Regions from separate parts of the Homo sapiens genome. Here region 2 is linked to region 1. Evidence: read pairs that join two places in POLR2A ChIA-PET (ENCODE). Cell type or tissue: Caco-2. All regions are shown on one strand. Each heading gives the region's core, and the rest is flanking DNA. Links, peaks and the distances in the headings are about the cores only.

Region 1 (10,070 bases), core at 714-8,713:
TTGTCCAGGTTGGAGTGCAGTGGCATGATCTTGGCTCACTGCAACCCCCGCCTCCCGGGTTCAAGCGATTCTCCTGCCTCAGCCTCCCAAGCAGCTGGGATTACAGGCACGTGCCACCATGCCTGGCTAATTTTTGTGTTTTTAGTAGAGATGGGGTTTCACCATGCTGGTCCTGCTGGTCTCAAACTCCTGACCTCGTGATCCGCCCACCTCAGCTCCCAAAGTGCTGGGATTACATGCGTGAGCCACCGTGCCTGGCCTAAACTTCTTTGTATTTTTAGCAGAGACGAGGTTTCACCATGTTGGCCAGGCTGGTTTCGAACTCCTGACCTCAAGTGATCTGCCCACCTCAGCTTCCCAAAGTGCTAGGATTACAGGCATGAACTACTGCTCCTGGCCCATTTTCCATCTTTTATACCATAGTTTTACTGTACCTTTTTTATGTTCAGATATGTTTATATACACAAATACTTACCATTGTGTTACAATTGCCCACTGTGTTCAGTACAGTTAAATGCTGTGCATGCTTGTAGCCTATGAGCTGTAGGTTACTTTATATAGCCTAGGTGTGGGGTAGGCTGTACCATCTACGTTTGCATAAGTCACTCTATGATGTTCACACCCTGACGAAATTGCCTAACCATGCATTTCTTAGAACTTAAGACCGTATAGATGACCATATAGAAAACCAGAGACTGGGCCAGGTGTGGTGGCTCACACCTGTAATCCCAGCACTTTGGGAGGCCGAGGTGGGTGGATCACCTGAGGTCTGGAGTTGGAGACCAGCCTGGCCAACATGGTGAAACCCTGTCTCTATTAAAAATGCAAAAAATTAGCCGGGACTGGTGGTGGGCACCTATAATCCCAGATACTCAGGAGGCTGAGGCAGGAGAATCACTTGAATCCAAGAGGCAAAGATCGCACCATTGCACTCCAGCGCCTGGACCACAAGAGTGAAACTCCGTCTCAAAAAAAAAAAAAAAAAGGAACCGGGAAGGTCATGAAAGGAGCGTGCTCATGCACAAATGCCTGATAGGAACGATTGCGGAAGACTCTCCAAAAACCACAACCTCGCACAAAGTCCACTGCAACGTTACACAGAAAGTACTTTTGTCCAGTAACTGCCTGTCCAACCTTGGACTGATGCCACCCTTGTTTCAAGTCTCGTAGCCAAGGATAATTGATTCAAAACACTTTATGTAATCCTCCTCATTTTGCCTTTGAAAACTTCCCCTTGGCTGGGCATGGTGGCTCACACCTGTAATCCAAGCACTTTGGGAGGCTGACCCAGGCAGACCCCTAGAGTCCAGGAGTTTGAGATCGGCCTGGGCAATATGGTGAAACTCTGTCTCTAGAAAAGATACAAAAATTAGCTGGGCATGGTGGTGTGCGACTGTATTCCCAGCTACTCAGGAGGCTGAGGTGGGAGGATGGCTTGAGGACGGGAAGCGGGGGTTGCAGTGAGCCGAGATTGCACCACTGTTCTCCAACCTGGGCAACAGATCGAGATCTTGTCTCAAAATAATAATAATAATAATTATTATTGTTATTATTATTTAAAAATTTAAAACTTCGCCTTGCCTCAATCTCCTCTTTTTTTTTTTTTTTTTAAGATAAGGAGAGGCCAGCTATGCAGTGGCTCACACCTGTAATCCCAATACTTTGGGAGGCCAAGACGGGCAGATCACAAGATCAGGAGTTTGAGACCAGCCTGGCCAATATGGTGAATCCCCAACTCTACTAAAAATACAAATTAGCTGGGTGTGGTGGCAGGCACCTGTAGTCCCAGCTACTCGGGAGGCTGAGGCAGGAGAATCACTTGAACCAGGTTGCAGTGAGCTGAGATCACACCACTGCACACCAGCCTGGGCAATAGAGAGAGACTCCATCTAAAAAAAAAAACACACACAAAAAAAGAGAGAGACATAGGATTGGGCCGGGCACAGTGGCTCACGCCTGTAATCCTAGCATGTTAGGAGGCTTAGGCAGGTGGACCACCTGAGGTCTGGAGTTTCAGACCAGCCCAGTTAACATGGCAAAACCCCATCTCTACTGAAAATACAAAAATTAGCCAGGTGTGGTGGCACCTGCCTTTAGTCCCAACTACTTGGAGGCTGAGGCAGGAGAATCACTTGAACCCAGGAGGCAGAGGTTGCAGTGAGCTGATTGCATCAGTGCACTCCAGCCTGGATGAGAGAGACTCCATCTCAAAAAAAAAAGAAGAAGAAGAAAGAAAGAAAGAAGGAAGGAAGGGAGGGAGGGAGGGAGGGAGGGAGGGAGGGTGGGAGGGAAAGAAATTATTATGTGAGATAAGACAGGTGGATCTCGTGAGCCCAGGAGTTTGAGGCCATCCTGGGCAACATAATGAGACCCCCATCTCTATTAGAAAATAATAATAGTAAAAATAAAAAATAATTTAAAAAGTATTACTTCTAACTATAATGGAACTAAGCTAAAAGCCAACAATAAAATGAAATTTAGAAAATCTCTAAATATAAGAAAACTAAACAACATACTTGTAGATGACCTATGTGTCAAAGAAGGAATCTGGCTAGGTGTGGTGGCTCATGCCTATAATCCCAGCCAAGGGAGGCCAAGGCCAGTGGATCACCTTAGATCAGGAGTTCGAGACCAGCCTGGCCAACACGGTGAAACCGTGTCTCTACTAAAAAATACAAACATTAGCTGGGCGTGGTGGCTCATGCCTGTAGTCCCAGCTACTTGATAGGCTGAGGCAGGAGGATTGCTTGAACCTGGGAGGTGGAGGTTGTGGTGAGCTGAGATCACGCCACTGTACTCCAGCCTGGGTGACAGAGTGAGACTCCATCTAAAAAAAAAAAAAAAAAAAATCAAAAATGAATTTAGAAAATACCTTGAGCTGAATAAAAACAAAAACACAGGAAATAAAAATGTACAGGATGCTGGCAATGTAGTAATTAGCGGGAAACTTATAGCTTAAAAAACATATTAGTGTTGAGTCAGCCTGGTGAAAATTTTAAAAACCCCAACACATTAGAATGGAAAGAAGGCCTAAAATCAATAATTTAGGCTTCCACCTCCAAAGCTAGAAAAAGAAGAGTAAATCAAACTCAAAGAAAATAGTAAGAAGGAAGTAATAAAGATCTAAATGGACAGCAATGAAACAGAAATATAAAAACAATAGAGAAAAAGCAATGAAACTGAAATTGGCTCATTGAAAACATCAACAAAACCGGTATTGAAAAGATTAACAGGCCAGGTGTGGTGGCTCACACCTGTAATCCCAGCAGTTTGAGAGGCCAAGGTGGGTAGATCACTTGAGGTCAGGCGTTCGAGACCAGCCCGGTCGACATGGAGAAACCCTGTCTCTACTAACAATACAAAAATTAACTGGGCATGGTGGCACACACCTGTAATCCCAGCTGGAGGCTGAGACAGGAGAATCACTTGAACCCAAGAGGCCGAGGTTGCAGTGAGTCGAGATCATGCCACTGTACTCCAGCCTGGGTGACAGAGTGAGACTCTTGTCTCAAAAAAAGAAAAGATCAGCAAAACTGGGCCGGGTGCAGTGGTTCCCACCTGTAATCCCAGCACTTTGGAAGGCCGAGGCAGGTGGATCACCTGAGATCAAGAATTCAAGACCAGCCTGGCCAACATGGTGAAACCCCGTCCCTACTAAAAATACAAAAATTGGTGGGGCATGGTGGTGGGCACCTGTAATCCCAGCTACTCAGGAGGCTGAGGCAGGAGAATCGCTTGAATCCGGAGGTGGAGGTTGATGTGAGCCGAGATCACACCACTGCACTCCAGCCTTTGGCGACAGAGTGAAACTCTGTCTCAAAAACAAACAAACAAACAAACAAACTAGTATACTGGTTTTCAATGAAATCAGTTAGCTCATTAAAAAGTTCAACAAAAGAGTAAGAAAAATAAAAAAGACAGAAGCCCTCAATTACCAAAAGCAAGAATGAAGGAGGGAAAAACACTAACATGGTACACAAATTTTAAAAAATCACAGGGGAATATTATGAACAGATTTAGGTCAACTAATTAGGCAATTTAAATGAAATGAACAAATCCCTAGAGAGACACAAATTACCAAAACTGACTCAAGAACAAAATAGAAACACAGATACAATTTTTGTACAAGTATCCATTGAAATGTATTGAAAAATGAAAATGACATAGAATAAACAAAACAATTTTGAGAAAGGAGAACAAAGTTGCAAGGCATATAATGTGACTTTAAGACTCACTATTCACTTTGGGAGGTCAAGGTGGGTGGATGGCTTGAGCCCAGGAATTCCAGACCAGCCTGGGCAACATGGCGAGACCATGTCTCTCCAAAAAATACAGAAATTAACTGGGTGTGGTGGCATGTGCCTGTAGTCCCAGCTACTTAGGAGGGTGAGCCCAGGAGGTTGAAACCACAGTGAACTGTGATCGCACCACTGCACTCCAGCTTGGGAAACAAAGTGAGAATCTGTCTCAAAAAAAAAAAAAAAGAAGAAGAAGAAGCCAGGCGCAGTGGCTCATGCTTGTAATGCCAGCACTTTGGGAGGCCGAGGTGGGCAGATCACCTGAGGTCAGGAGTTCGAGACCAGCCTGACCAACATGGTGAAATCCCATCTCTACTAAAACTACAAAAATTAGCTGGGCATGGTGGCAGGCACCTGTAATCCCAGCACTCAGGAGGCTGAGGCAGGAGAATTGCTTGAACTCAGGAGGCAGAGGTTGCAGTGAGCTGAGATTGTGCCATTGCACTCCAGCCTGGGTGACAGAGAGAGACTCCGTCTTTTTTAAAGGAAAAAAAAAAAAAAGGCCAGGCGCAGTGGCTCACGTCTGTAATCTCAGCACTTTGGGAGGCCGAGGCAGGTGGATCACAAGGTCAGGAGTTAAGAGACCAGCCTGGCTAACACGGTGAAACCCCGTCTCTACTAAACATACAAAAAAATTAGCCGGGCGTGGTGGTGGGTGCCTGTAGTCCCAGCTACTCTGGAGGCTGAGGCAGGAGAATGGCGTGAACCCAGGAGGCGGAGCTTGCAGTGAGCAGAGATCACGCCACTGCACTCCAGCCTGGGCGACAAAGTAAGACTCCGTCTCAAAAAAAAAAAAAAAAAAAAAGAGAGAAAGACTCACTATAAAGCTACAGTAATCAGGAATATGCTATCATGATAAGGATAGATATATAAATCAAGGAATCAGAAGAATGATTAAGTCCAGATTTAAAACAACAAAAATGGTCAATTAATTTTTAACAAAATTGCCAATATAATTCAATGAGGAGAAAAAACAGTCACTTCAACAAATGGTGCTGAAATAACTGGACATCTATAGAGTGAGAAAAGAACCTTGACCCTTAACTCATACCACACACAAAAATTAACTAAAAATAACTAAAAATTAACTAGAAATAATATATTAACTAATGAGACAAAAATTAACTAAAGTTAGGCCGAGTGCTGTGACTCACGCCTGTAATCCCAGCACTTTGGGAGACCAAGGCGGGTGGATCACCTGAAGTCAGGAATTCAAGAACAGCCTGGCCAACATGGTGAAACCCTGTCTCTACTAAAAATACAAAAATTAGCCGGGCGTGGTGGCGGGTGCCTGTAATCCCAGATACTCAGTAGACTGAGGCAGGAGAATCGCTTGAACCCGGGAGGTGGAGATTGCAGTGAGCCGAGATCACGCCATTGCACTCCAGCCTGGTTGAGAAGAGTGAATTTCCATCTCAAAAAAAAAAAAAATTAACTAAGGTTTAAAAACTAAACTTAAATGCTAAAACTATAAACCTTCTACAATAAAATGTAAAAAGAAATCTTTGTGACAAATGTTTCTCACGAAGATTTCTTAAGCAAAGATTTAAGTAGGTCACAAAAGCACACTACATAACAGAAAAAATAACTGATAAAATGAACGCCATCACGATTAGACTTTTGTTCTGAGGAAGACATCTTTAAGAAAATAAAAAGGCTCGGTCAGGCGTGGGGGCTCACCTCTGTAATCCCAGCAGTTTGAGAGGCCGAGGCGGGTGGATCACCTGAGGTCAGGAGTTCCAGACCAGCCTGGCCAACATGATGAAACCCCATCTCTACTAAAAATACAAAAATTAGCCAGGCATGGTGGCAGGTGCCTGTAATCCCAGCTACTTGGGAGGCTGAGGCAGGAGAATCACTTGAACCTGGGAGGAGGGGGTTGCAGTGAACTGAGATTGTGCCACTGCACGCCAGCCTGAGCGACAGAGACTCTGTCTCAAAAAATAAAATAAACTAAAAATAAAGAAAATGAAAAGGCTAGCCGGGCACGGTGGCTCACACCTGTAATCCCAGCACTTTGGGAGGCCAAGGTGGGTGGATCACCTGAGGTCAGGAGTTTGAGATCAGCCTGGCCAATGTGGTGACAACCCGTCTCTACTAAAAATACAAAAATTGGCTAGCGTGGTGGCGGGCGCCTGTAATCCCAGCTACTCTGGAGGCTGAGGCAGGAGAATTGCTTGAACCTGGGAGGTGGAGGTTGCAGTGAGCCGAGATCCTGCCATTGTACTGCAGCGTGGGCAACAAGAGCAAAACTCCGTCTCAAAAAAAAAAAAAAAAAGAAAAAAAGAAAAGAAAATGAAAAGGCTAACCACAGAAGGAGAGAAAATATTCATATTACATATATTTGACAAAGGAAATATCCAGAAAATATGAAAAGCTCTTGCAACTCAATAAGAAGAAAATAAACAATCCAATTGAAAATGAGCAAAAGATTTGAACAGGCGATTCACAAGAGAGGATATCGAATGGCCACAGGCATGTCAAATAATGGTCAAGAACATTAAAGGAAAATGCAAATGGAAACAGCAATGAAATATCAATAAACATCCACTAGAATGGATAAAATTAAAACAAACAAAAAAACCCCAAAACCTGACAATACCAAGTATTGATAAGGATAAAGCTTAGCTGAAATGTTCATATACTGAAGGTTGGGAGTATAGAGTGGTTCAATCATACTGAAAAATAGTTTGGCCATTTCTTTCTTTTTTTCCTGAGCAGATCACAAACTTGAAGTGTTTTTTGTTGTTGTTCATTTTGTTTTTTGTTTTGTTTTGTTTTGGAGACGGAGTTTTGCTCTGTCGCCCAGGCTGGAGTGCAATGGCATGATCTCGGTTCACTGCAACCTCCGCCTCCCGGGTTCAGGCGATTCTCCTGCCTCAGCCTCCCGAGGAGCTGGGAATACAGGCACCTGCCACCACACCTGGCTAATTTTTGTATTTTTAGTAGAGACGAGGTTTCATCATGTTAGTCAGGCTGGTCTCAAACTCCTGACCTCAGATTATCCACCTGCCTCAGTCTCCCAAAGTGCTGGGATTACAGGCATGAGCCGCCACGCCCGACCTGAAATTTCTTATAAAGGTAAGCATATTGGGCAGGGCACAGGGGCTCATGCCTGTAACCACACCATTTTGGGAGGCTGAGGCAGGAGGATTGCTTGAGCCCAGGAGTTTGAGACCAGCCTGGAGAATACAGTGAGACCTTGCCTCTAAAAAAAATTTAAAAATTAGGCTGGGCGTGGTGGCTCATGCCTGTAATCCCAGCACTTTGGGAGGCCGAAGCAGGTGGATAACCTGAGGTCAGCAATTCAAGACCAGCCTGGCCAATATGATGAAACCCTGCCTCTACTAAAAATACAAACAATTAGTCGGGCATGGTGGCACACGTCTGTAATCCCAGCTACTCGGGAAGCTGAGGCACAAGAATCGCTTGAACTCAGGAAGTGGAGGTTGCAGTGAACAGAGATCGCGTCATTGCACTCCAGCCTGGGTGACAGAGTGGAACTCCATCTCAAAAATAAATAAATAAATAAATAAATAAATAAATAAATAAATAAAATCAAATAAAAATTATCTATGCATAGTGGCATACACCCATAGTCCCAGCTGCTCTAGAGGCTGAGGCAGGAGGATTGCTTGAGCCAAGGTGGAGGCTGCAGTGAGCTATGGTGGTGCCACTGCACTCCAGCCTCAGTGACAGAGGGAGACCCTGGCTCAAATAATAATAATAATAAATAAATAAACTTAAACATACACTTATATGACACAGCAACTCAACTCCTGGGTATTTACCCAAAAGAAATCAAAACATCAGCCCACAAAAAGACTTTTCATACAATCTTTATTCATAAACATCCACACTGGAAACAACTCACGTGTACATCAACAGGTGAACAGATCAGCAAACTCAGGTTCACACAATGGATTACAACCCAAAGAAATGAACTGCATGAAGAAAACACACGAATGAACTTAAACATTATGTGCGCTAAGCAGAAGTAGCCAGACTTTTACAAAAAGAGTACTATACTTTTCTACCCAGATTTATTTATTTATTTATTTATTTAGAGAAGGAGTTTCGCTCTTGTCCCCCAGGCTGGAGTGCAGTGACGTGATCTCGACTCACTGCAACCTCCACCTCCCAGGTTCAAGCGATTCTCCTGCCTCAGCCTCCCGAGTAGCTGGGACTAGAGGCATGCGACACCATGCCCAAATAATTTTTCTATTTTCAGTAGAGACAGGTTTCACCATGTTGGCCAGGCTGGTCTTGAACTCCTGACCTCAGGTGATCCACCCACCTCAGCCTCCCAAAGTACTGGAATTATAGGAGAGGGCCACCGCGCCCAGCCTCCACCAAGTTTTAGAGCAGGAAAAACTAATTTAAGAAGCTTGAGAGTGGATCAGTGGTCACCACCCAGGTGCCAGGGGTGTGGCTGGGAGGGGTGATGGAAATCTCATAAGTAGACTCTACCTTGATCATGGTGGCCACACAATGGGATGTGTTTGTCTAAATTCACGGAAATGTACACTTTTTAAAATTTTTTTTATTTACTTATTTATTTTTTTGAGATGGTGTCTTGCTCTGTTGCCCAGGCTGGAGTGCAGTGGCACCATCTCGGGTCGCTGCAACCTCTGCCTCCCAGGTTCAAGCGATCCTCCTGCCTCAGCCCCCATAGTAGCTGGGATTACAGGCATGCGCCACCACGCCCAGCTAATTTTTGTATTTTTAGTAGAGATGGGGTTTCACCATGTTGGCCAGGCTGGTCTCGAACTCCTGACCTCAGGTGATCCACCTGCTTCGGCATTCCAAAGTGCTGGGATTACAGGCGTGAGCCACCCCACCCAGCCAAAACTGTACACTTTAAAAGGAAGAATTTTACTGTGTATAAATGACATCTCAATGAAGTTGATATTAAAAACACCAAGGCTAGGTGAGGTGGCTCACGCTTCTGTTCCTAGCACTTTGGGAGGCTGAGGCAGCAGGATTGCTTGAGTCCAGGAGTTCCTACTGTGTCTAGCCACTGTGCCAACCCTTCCTTGAGTTCCCAATTGGGAAACTTCCCAATGAGGAATTTGATGCCTACAGAGGTTGAGTGACCCTGTCCTTAAAAAAAAATTTTTTTTTTTAATTAGCCAGGAACGGTGGTGCGTGCCTGTAGTCCCAGGTACTCTGGAGGCTGAGTCAGGAGGATCGCTTGAGCCTTGGAGGTCGAGGCTTCAGTGAGCTGGGATCATGCCCCTATGCTCCAGCCTGGGTGAGACAGAGCAAGACGTTGTCTTTGAAAATATATAAAAAGTGGCTGGGTGCAGTGGCTCACATCTGTAATCCCTGCACTTTGGGAGGCTGAGGTGGGTGGATCACCTGAGGTCAGGAGTTCGAGACCAGCCTGACCAACATGGTGAAACCCCATTTCTACTAAAAATACAAAAATTAGCTGGGCATGGTGGCACACACCTGTAATCCCAACTACTCGGGAGGCTGAGACAGGAGAATCGCTTGAACCCAGGAAGTGGAGGTTGCAGTGAGCCAAGATTGCGCCACTGCATTCCAGCCTGGGCAATAGAGCGAGACTCTGTCTCAAAAAAAAAAAAAAAAACAAAAACGGATATATATATATGTATATACATATATACACACACATATACACATATACATATACACAAACACACACACACACGCACACACACACACACACATATGTATAAAGTAATAAATGAAAGCAAACAAAATGTAATTTCCAGAGGCTAAGACCCCAAGGAGAGGAATCGCATT
Region 2 (10,070 bases), core at 1,188-9,187, 350 kb before region 1:
GTTTAAGGCTTTCCTTGGTATTTGGCACCCAAGCCCCCCATCTCCTATTCCTGAGTCCCCAAATGCCCTGCTCCCATTCACGTCAATACCAAGAACCATGTTCTCCAGAGAATAAATTTAATTTATGACAGCTGTAGGACCTCTCTCTGTGGGGGCCAAGTCAGGGGTGTTGGGGTTTGTGAAGGGGTTGGGGGGGTCTCTGCTCCCTGGGACTGAATGGGCCCCTGCTGCTCGACCCTCAAAGTTCTTTGCCCTATAGCACATCTATCCTGTGCCGTGGGCATGGGTAAGGAGACATTCAGGCATCAGACAAGCATCTGTCAGGCGCCTACCACCTGCCAGCCCTGTTCTAGGCACTGGGGATGCAGCAGTGAATGACATTGATAGAAATCCCTGTTCTCCTGGAGTTGATGCTCCTGTTGAGGAAAGACAGACGTTCAACGAGATAAAGAGGGAAAAAGTATAGGCTGTCAGAGGGAGCACATTCTATGCAGAAAAACAGGAGCTGGGCGTGGTGGCTCACGCCTGTATTCCCAGCACTTTGGGAGGCTGAGGCTGGTGGATCATGAGGTCAGGAGTTTGAGACCATCTTGGCCAACATGGGGAAACCCCGTCTCTACTAAAAATACAAAAATTAGCCGGGCATGGTGGCGCGTGCCTGTAATCCCAGCTACTTGGGAGGCTGAGGCAGAAGAATCACTTGAACCCAGGAGGCGGAAGTTGCAGTGAGCTGAGATTGCATCATTGCACTCCAGCCTGGGTGACAGAGCAAGACTCTGTCTCAAAAAAAAAAAGAAATGGAGATGTAGGGAGTTGGTAGAATGAGGCCTGAGTCTAAATGTATCCAACACACAGCCGCACAGATACTAAGTGCAGGGAAAGGGAGCAGGATTAGCATCCACCAGGATGCAAAAGAGGAAAGTCACTTCCAGGGAAAAAGATGACGGACGTACCACTAAAGGCAGTGTGGATGGGAAGGCGGATGCCTCTGGAGGCCTACCTCTGGGAGCCCTGCCAGAGTCTGACGGCAGGACTCAGGACTGACTGGGGGAAGGGAGTGAGGAAGAGAGGAGACCAAGAGATGTCTAGGAATCCAGCTTGGAGGATGCAGTTGATGGTGGGTCCATCACCGGGCAGGGGACCTGGAAGGAGGAAGGGAGGAAGAAAGATGACAGATGATGTGGGGAGCATATGATGTCTAGGAGACGCTTCACTGCCAGGAACACTTCCCTGCCCAGACTGGTAAGTGGATGAATGAACGTCCCCTGTGGAATCCTTTTTGTAACCCAATCTGAGAGTCTCTGCCCTCAAATAGTGGCGTTTACTCCATTAACCCGTACAGTAGCTCCTGATATATTTGGCCTTATTCTTGCTATCTTATTGGCTAGAATCCTTTTTTCTGTTCTCCTAGTGGTTATTGTCCCCACCCTACCCCCAACATGTTGAAACTTCTATTTTTCTTTTTTTTTTTTTTTTGAGACAGGGTCTTGCTCTGTCACCTAGGCTGGTGTGCAGTGGCACAATCTCAGCTCACTACAGCCTCTGCCTCCCGGGCTCAAGTGATTCTCCTGCCTCAGCCTCCCGTGTAGCTGGGACTACAGGCACCCGCCATCACACTTGGCTAATTTTTGTATTTTTAGTAGAGATAGGGTTTTATCACGTTGGCCAGGCTGATCTCGAACTTCTGACCTCAAGTGATCCTCCCACCTCAGCCTCCCCGAAGTCCTGGGATTACAAGCATGAGCCACCACACCCAGCCTATTTTTCTATCAATATTAAAAAGTAACCAGTATCCATACCCTCCTACCCCAGCAGTCAAGGACTTCTGCATATTTGTACTTTCTATGGGTCTCCAAATCTGTCCAGTCTTCCCCACGCCAATGGCCTGTGTCCCCTGTATCCACTTGGGGGTAGGGGCGGTTTCTCCTCACCGTATCTGTTTCCCAGGAAGGGTGTGGGGATTCAGTCTGGGTCCAGGCATGGCGAAGCTGGCACCCAGTCTCAGGCTCCAGGGATAGCGTGTAGGAGTGATTTTCCTCGGAGCCTGTTTGTGGGTGGATGGAAGGGATGTGGGTCTGATGGGAAGGACCTCTTCTTGACCTTGGACTCAACCCCTTTCCCCCAGGCCCCTTCCCAGCACCGGTGTGCTCTAGGTCTTACCACAGCTGGCATGGGGAGCTGGTGTGGATGGGACAGGAGCTCCGGGGGGTCCTGCATCGCCCTTGGCCCCTGGCCTCTTCTTACATTCTACCTTCACCTGGTCTCTGCAGTGTTTGTGGCAACACAGCCCGCACTCTGGGGGAAGGCAGCGGCAGGGGTCCGATCTGTGTCATCCATTCTTCCAGCCTGCGGGCCAAGGCTTCCCTCCCACTCACTGACACCCCACTCACCCCGACAGCGGTAGCCTTGCTTGGTGACACCCCAGAGCTGGGAAGAGAAAGGAGAAAAGGTTACCCATCCTAGGAGAGGGAGGGCTGTGGATTGGCAGGGCAGCTGGGGAGTGGAAGTGTGGAAGCTACCCAGGTTTTGAAATTCTCAAGGCTAGAGATTTAACTGGAATTAAAGGAATGTGGGTGGGGTACAGTGGCTCATGCCAGTAATCCCAGCACTTTGAGACGCCAAGGTGGGAGGTTGGGAGGCCAAGGTGGGAGGATCGCTTGAGCTCAGGATTGGAGGCTGCAATGAACCATGATCGTACCACGGCACTCCAGCCTGGGTAATAGAGCAAGACCCATCTCTTAACAAAATAAATAAAGGAAACTTGGAGATTATCTCAAGTTTAGATAATCACCTCAGATATTAGATTTAGGTAAAATTTAGAGTTACTAAAATGCAAATTCTATGGGCAAGAGTTGTCTGCTGTATTCCTGCTGTAACCCCAGGGCCTAGGATTACCTGGCACACAGGAGGTGCTCAGTAAATATTTCATGAATGAATAAATGAATGTGGGAAGTAATCCAAGGTTTGTGAATTAGTCTCGGGTTATAGGTTGAGAGATTGATCCACTAGCCAGAGTTTGAGGATCTCTTGAATTTGGAAGTTATTCAGAGTTTGAATGATCTGGAGTCTAGAGATTTGGAGGATGATTCTGTTTGAACATAATCTACCCGGTTTGGAGATTATCCAGGTTTGTTGTTGTTGTTGTTGTTGTTGTTGTTGTTGTTGTTGTTGTTGTTGTTTTTGAGACAGAATCTCGCTCTGTCACCCAAGCTGGAGTGCAGTGCTGCGATCTTGGCTCATGCAACCTCCACCTCCTGGGTTCAAGCAATTCTCGTGCCTCAGCCTCCTGAGTAGCTGGGATCACAGGTATGCACCACCACATGCAGCTAATTTTTGTATTTTTAGTAGAGACGGGGTCTCTCTTGCTATGTTCCCTAGGCTGGTCTTGAACTCTTGAGCTCAAGCAATCCGCCCACCTCAGCCTCCCCAAGTGCTGGGATTACAGGCGTGAGCCACCACTCCTGGCCTCCTATCTAGAGTTTTAGGTATTATCCATGGTTCAGCAATTGTCTGGGGTGGACATTATCTGGGATTTTGGGATTATCTGGCATTTGGAGATTATCCAGGATATAGGGAATGTCTGGTGTTTAGGGTTTATATGAAACAGGATGATTTGAAGCTGGAGGATTTCTGGAATTTGGGGGTTATCTGGGGTTTGCGGACTGCCGGCTTCAGGACAGATGGAACCTAAGGGTGGTGATGGGGTGGGGTGCTCACGAAGCCACTGCAGCTGTCGCAGAAGGTAGGCTTTCGGAAGGTGACCTCATGGAAGGTGTGCAGGAAGGCCAGGCCCAACTTGGAGCAGATGGCGCTGGCCCGGAGCAGGTACCCTGTCAGCTCCTCTCTGCTGAAGGATCCTCTCCTGGGGGCAGAAACTGAGCCTCAGCATGACCTGCCCCAACGTCCTCCAGACCCAGGAGTCCAGGCAACCCCAGTGTCCTCATCTTCGGAGGATCCAGGAGTCACAACCACTTACCCCTGGCGTGGGGGTGGGTGAAGCCCATGGCAGGCGAAGGGAAAATTGCCCGAGAGTCGCTCAAAGTCCTCCTGAGAGATTGTTCCTCGGCCTTCAGGGTCATAATTCTTGAACACAGACTTCAGAGGAGTGTGGGGAAGCAGATAAGGCCCAGTTGTCGAAATATGATCCCCATGGCCATAAGTCCCCACCTCCAGGCTCAGGGTTCTACAGATGTCTTCCCTCCTGGCTGCTGGCGGCCGGGCCACCCTCCCCTCCTTACCTCCACCAGCTGCTCCACATGCCGACCCAGTGTGACCCTGTCCGGCTTGGGTGTCACACCAGGGGCCCACTCCACCACCAGAGGTGCATTGAAGGGGGAGGGTGGCTGGGGCGGGGACAGAGGAGCACAGTTAGTCACTGCATAGGCTTAGGGGGGGTTCGAGGTAATTGGGGGAGTCCGAGGCCAGGGGTTGGGTCTCACCAGGCTCTTGGGACAACGCGGCTCCCGGGCATAAGAAAGCTCATAGATCTCGTCTTCCGTGTAGAAGAGGTCCAGGGAGAGCTGGAGCAGACAGGGGTGTTACGGATCCTCCCATCTATAGCCCTGCCCCAGACCCCCACACCCACTCGCAGGCTCTTCCCAAAGCCCCTCCTGGGTTCAAATCCTGGCATTACTGCTGTGGGACAGTGGGCAAGGGACCTCACCTCTCTGGGCCTCAGTTTCCCAATCTACAGAATGGGCACAGTAAGGGTCCCGACCTCATAGGGTTGTAAGGTGGAATGAGGTACCTGGCACACAGTCAATGATCAATAACTGTTAGTAGCCTTTTGCTTAGATTCTTGGATATGTCAAAGCTTGAGATTTTGGGCTATCAGCATGAGAAGCTCAGAACCTTGGAGTTTAAGAATGTGAACCCCAAAGCAATTCCAGAGCTCAGATCAATGGATACTTGAGTCATTGGAGGAAGTGGGGAAAAAACATGTTACTTAAATAGAATACAGAGCTCACTCTGCTCCATATACTGTCGTTTTTTGAGACAGAGTCTTGCTCTGTCACCCAGGCTGGAGTGTAGTGGTACGATCTTGGCTCACTGCAACCTCCGCCTCCCAGGTTCAAGCGATTCTCATGCCTCAGCCTCCCAAGTAGCTGGGATTACAGGCGTGTGCCACTATGCCAGGCTAATTTTTTGTATTTTTAGTAGAGATGGGGTTTCACCATGTTGCCTAGGCTGGTCTCAAACTCCTCAGGCAATCCGCCTACCTCAGCCTCCCAAAGTGCTAGGATTAGAGGCATGAGCCACTGCGCCCGGCTAGACACTGTCTTAAAGACATTCTTTGAACGATGTCATTGGCTGTCTCTCCTCAACCACCCTCTGAAGTGGGTCCTTTTATTTTATTTTATTTTTATTTATTTATTTATTTTGAGAAGGAGTTTCGCTCTTCTTGCCCAGGCTGGGGTGCAATGGCGCAATGGCGCAATCTCAGCTCACTGCAACCTCCACCTCCCGGGTTCAAGCAATTCTCCTGCCTCAGCCTCCCAAGTAGCTGGGATTACAGGCACGCACCACCACTCCTGGCTAATTTTGTATTTTTAGTAGAGACGGGGTTTCTCCATGTTGGTCAGGCTGGTCTCGAACTCCTGACCTCAGGTGATCTGCCCACCTCAGCGTCCCAAAGTGTTGGGATCACAGGCGTGAGCCACTGCGCCCGGCTGGGTCCTTTTATTATTCCCATTTTGTGGATAAGGAAACTGAGGCTTAAGGGTTCAGTGACTTGCCCAAGATCACGCAGCTAGAAAAAAACCTAGAAGTTCTGGCTTCAAAACCCATGCACTCCAGCACTTTTCTATCCTGGTCCTGGAGACACTCACACACCCAGGACCCTATATCTCAGTACCCTTGGAAGCCCAGCCTGGGCGGGGCCAGGGGGGCTCACCGTGAGCAGGTGCAGCAGATCCTCATTGGCGCTGCAGGGTGGATGCTGCCCTTGGAGGGCCACCAGCTCCTGCAGCCGCAGGTAGAGGTTGTTCAGCTTGGGTAGGTGCAGGCGGCCGTCAGGCAACCTGTCGGGCTGTGCCTCATGCAGGGACACCAGGTCCTTGAGGTGCACGCCCAGTACAGGCAGCCGGAAACCCGCGCAGCCAGCCCAGGTGCGGCGGTAGCGGGCGTAGTTGTTGTGGGAGGCAAGGAGCTCAGTGAGCTCCAGGAGGGCCTGGGGAGGAGGGACATGGGATTGGGGCGTTATCAGGACAGTCCCATCCCCTGAGCAGCCTCCTGTGTGGGCTCTAGGCCTTCAGGGACCCAGTGGCATTGTGGAAACCTCTGGAGCCCTTCCATATCCCATGCCGGTCTCAGCATCTCCCCCAAACTGCTCTTCCTCTTGGGTCCCCATCTCAGAGAAGTTCCACAATCCCCCATTCTTTGGCTAAAATGATTTCTTTTATCTTTCTTTCTTTTTGATTTTTTTTTTTTTTTTTTTGAGATGGAGTTTTGCTGTCTTGCCCAGGCTAGAGTGCAGTGGCGTGATCTCGGCTTACTGCCACCTCCACCTCCTGGGTTCAAGCGATTCTCCTGCCTCAGCCTCCCAAGAAGCTGGGATTACAGGCATTGAGCCACCACGCCAGGCTAATTTTGTATTTTTAGTAGAGACAGGGTTTTACCATGTTGGCCAGGCTGGTCTCAAACTCCTCACCTCAGGTGATCTGCCTGCCTCGGCCTCCCAAAGTGTTGGGATTACAGGCGTTAGCCATCAAGACCGGCCTTTTTATTTATTTATTTTTTAGGCTAGGGTCTCACTCTGTCACCCAGGCTGGAGTACAGTGTCATGATCACAGCTCATTGCAGCCTTAAACTCCTGAGCTTGATGGCTGGGCACGGTGGCTCACACCTGTAATCCCAGCATTTTGAGAGGCCGAGGCAGGCGGATCATCTGAGGTCAGGAGTTCGAGAACAGCCTGGGCAACATGGTAAAAACCTGTCTCTACTAAAAATACAAAAATTAACTGGGTCTGGTGGTGCAGGCCTGTAATCCCAGCTACTCGGGAGTCTGAGGCAGGCGAATCGCTTGAACCTGGGAGGTGGAGGCTTCAGTGAGCCAAGATTTCGACACTGTACTCCAGCCTGGGAGATAGAGTGAGACTCTGTCTCAAAAAACAACAATGAAAAGGCTGAGGGGGAGGCTCCAGCAGTCCTCCCCCTCAGCCTCCCAAGTAGCTGGGACTACAGGCATGGGCCACCATCCCTGGCTAATTTATTTTTAAATTTTTTTTCAGCCAGGCGCGGAGGCTCACACCTGTAATCCCAGCACTTTTGGAGGCCAAGGTGGGTGGATCGCCTTAGGTCAGGAGTTTGAGACCAGCCTGGCCAACATGGTAAAACCCTGTCTCTACTAAAAATACAAAATTAGCAGGGCATGGTGGTGCACCCCTGTAATCCCAGCTATTCGGGAGGCTGGGGCAGGAGAATTACCTGAATCCGGGAGGCAGAGGTTGCAGTGAGCCGAGATTGCACCACTGCACTCCAGCCTGGGCGACAAGAGCGAGACTCTGTCTCAAAAAAAAAAAAAAAAAAAAAAAAAAATTTCTGGAGATGGGGTCTCGCTATGTTGCCCAGGCTGGTCTGAAACACCTGGGCTAAAGTGATCCTCCAATCTTGGCCTCCCAAAACGCTGGGATTACAAGTGTGAGCCACACTGTACCCAGCCTATAATTATTTCTTAAAAACCCAGATTTTATCAAGGGTGTGTCATCACTCTCAAAACTTCCCTAGCTTAGCCCATCTTACAAGGCGCTATAGGATCTTCCCAGGGCATCTTCGGCTTAATTTCCTGCCACTTTCTGACCTCAGCCAGTCCTCCCCATGGGGACTGCAAAGTTCTCTGCTAGCCTGTCTCCCATCTGTCTCCCTCACAGTCCAGCTCCGGACCAGACACACTGAAAGCAGAGAGGGATCAGCACCATGAGTGGATGGATGACAGGGAGGAGGAATGCTGGCAGAGCCTGGGGGTCTGGGATTTGGAGGAGCAAGGACTTCATGTGGTACCAGGACCCCTGGGCAGGAATGGACAGGGCTTGGGGAATTAGGTGTGGGGGCTCAAGACAGCTGACCACTTGGAGCTTTGGGGAGGGTAGTGGGATTCACCTTGGTGCTGTCAGGGCTCAGGTGGGCATGGGAGTCCTTGAGTCTGGAGATGGCACTGTGACACAGGCCCCCTGTGACTGCCATCAGCGTGTTGAAATTCTGCAGCTGGTGGAGCCTCTAGGAAGAGAAGCATGCACACAGGGCCGTCACGGGAGGGAGGGCAAGTCAGGAGTTCAGATGACAGCATCCCAGTTGAGGTGGGGTCCCAGGCATGTGTGGACCAATGTGGGGATCAGACAGGTGAGAGAAGGCGGGTGTGTGCGGCAAGAGTGGGACATGCCATGTGTGGGCCTCACAGGGGTGTCAGATGGCTATCTGAGCCGGGAGGGTCAAGCAAGTGATTGACTGATACGAGGTTAGAAAATCTGGGGAGACAGGAAGTACGAGAAGTTGGGCGGATTTGGGGAATAGACAGGTGTGTGTCAGGTGGAGGAGGCTTCAGACATGTCAGGGTGTCAGCCATCTGGGGGTCTGACTGCTCTGAGAGTCACACAGGTGCGGGGAGGCAAGAAGGTGCAGGCTCTGGGCAGGAGCTGGGAGCCAGGCAGAGGTGAATAGGGCCAGAGAGATATGGAGGAGTCAGACAGATGCTAGACAGGTGTGGGGCCACCAGGGCAGCTGGGGAATTCCCTTGCCCTCCTTTTGACAAATTTCGGCAGAGGTTGCTGTGGAGAGAGTGGGGCCAGGGAGGAATGGAAAATGCTCAGACTAAGGACACCCCAGGCGGACGTCGAGACCCCCAGGTCTCAGGGGCCCTGCAGGAGTAAGCAAGCCAGGGAAGACACCAGAGGAAGGGCGTGGTCTGCGTGGAAATACGCAAGGGGGCGCGGCCACAGCGGGGCCGTAGGGCTTCCCTTTTCCCCAGAAGGGCGAGAAGGTGTCCGGAAAGGAGGGGGAAGGGAGGGGAAGAGAAGGGCGTAACACAATGGGGCGGGGCGGGGAGAGCCCGGACGCAATGGGGAGCGATGCACAATCCCGAAGCGACCGCTGGGGCCTGGGGACTGGGGATTGAAGCCTCGGGCTTCCATGCCCCACAAAGGTGGGGGCATGGAAGAGACACTCTCATTGACCTGGGGATAGAATATTCGGGCATAGGGCTTGGGAGCCTGTCACGTCTAGGGCCAAGGGGTGGGGCCACGGTGGGTGCGACGCGGTGACATCAAGGCCAAAGAAGAAGTTACGGTCCTTGGTTGGAATGCCCAGGCTGTGGCCTCGGGGGCGGGGCCGGGAGATGCGTGACGTCACCGCCGGGATGACCCTGTGGGGTCGAGGGTCTGGAAGGGGAAGGACCAGGTGGCTGCGTGCAGTGGAGTTCGCAGCCCCAAGGGGCGGGCCTCACCTGTGCCACGTGAATGAACTTGTCCAGCACCTGTGCACGCTGTAGGGGCCCGGGACGGCTCAGCACCATCACCTGCACCCAGCGGGACACGCTGTTGCTGAGACCTACGGAGCCCTCCAGGGCCGGGCAGCCTCGTACTGAGCCCTGCAAAACGTAGCTCCGCAGGTCCTGGGGCTGGGAGCGAGGTGGGTGTCAAGGTGGGCCGTGGCGCTCAGGCCCTGCCCTTCCATGGCATCCAACTAGCAGTCACGATCTCTGATGTCCTAGCCTGGTCTAGCCGGAGTGACCTTTGTCATCTGTCCCCCAACCCTCAGGCTGCTACATGTCCTTAACGTCACCATGCTCCTCTCCCATCTGAGGAGGCATGTTTCAATATAGCCAGGCACTATATTTGACAAGTAATCATATTAAATAATTTAATCCTCATAACTCTATGAGGTGAGTATCATTCCATTTTAGAGGTGAGACAGTTGAGGCACATAGAGGATAGGTAATTTGCCCAGGGTCACACAGGTGTGAGTCAGGGTGGGCGTCTATATGCTCTTAACTGTACACCTGACTGGTATACAGTAAGCAAAGGGAAGGCTGGGGAAGATGAATTGAAATCAACCTCTATCTGTTCTGCCCAAGGAGT

The links. ChIA-PET counts read pairs that join two places held together with the same protein. Peaks named below come from ENCODE experiments on the same cell type or tissue, not always from the same donor. Only the 100,000 strongest peaks of a DNase experiment are listed, where the experiment ranks them.
Region 2: POLR2A ChIA-PET joins it to region 1 with 6 read pairs; 4 of 35 experiments call an interaction of 5 or more read pairs at or near these places.

What each region holds. Positions count from the first base shown.
Region 1 is chr19:38,758,657-38,768,726 of GRCh38, forward strand. No RefSeq gene overlaps it. Among named protein-coding and RNA genes, the nearest start is that of LGALS7, 9.8 kb to the right of the region's middle. In Caco-2, for the core only: no CTCF peak of the experiment used is centred there; DNase peaks (open chromatin) are centred at 4,955 and 5,475.
Region 2 is chr19:38,408,955-38,419,024 of GRCh38, forward strand. RASGRP4 (RAS guanyl releasing protein 4) reads right to left here. Exons shown (of 17, transcript NM_170604.3): 7 at 9,437-9,610; 8 at 8,098-8,214; 9 at 5,894-6,169; 10 at 4,440-4,520; 11 at 4,239-4,343; 12 at 3,977-4,095; 13 at 3,718-3,862; 14 at 2,391-2,427; 15 at 2,161-2,295; 16 at 1,932-2,044; 17 at 104-1,142. The coding sequence ends at 1,086. FAM98C (family with sequence similarity 98 member C) reads left to right here. Exons shown (of 8, transcript NM_174905.4): 8 at 1-130. Among named protein-coding and RNA genes, the nearest start is that of FAM98C, 11 kb to the left of the region's middle. In Caco-2, for the core only: no CTCF peak of the experiment used is centred there; a DNase peak (open chromatin) is centred at 8,987; H3K4me3 peaks cover 680 bases.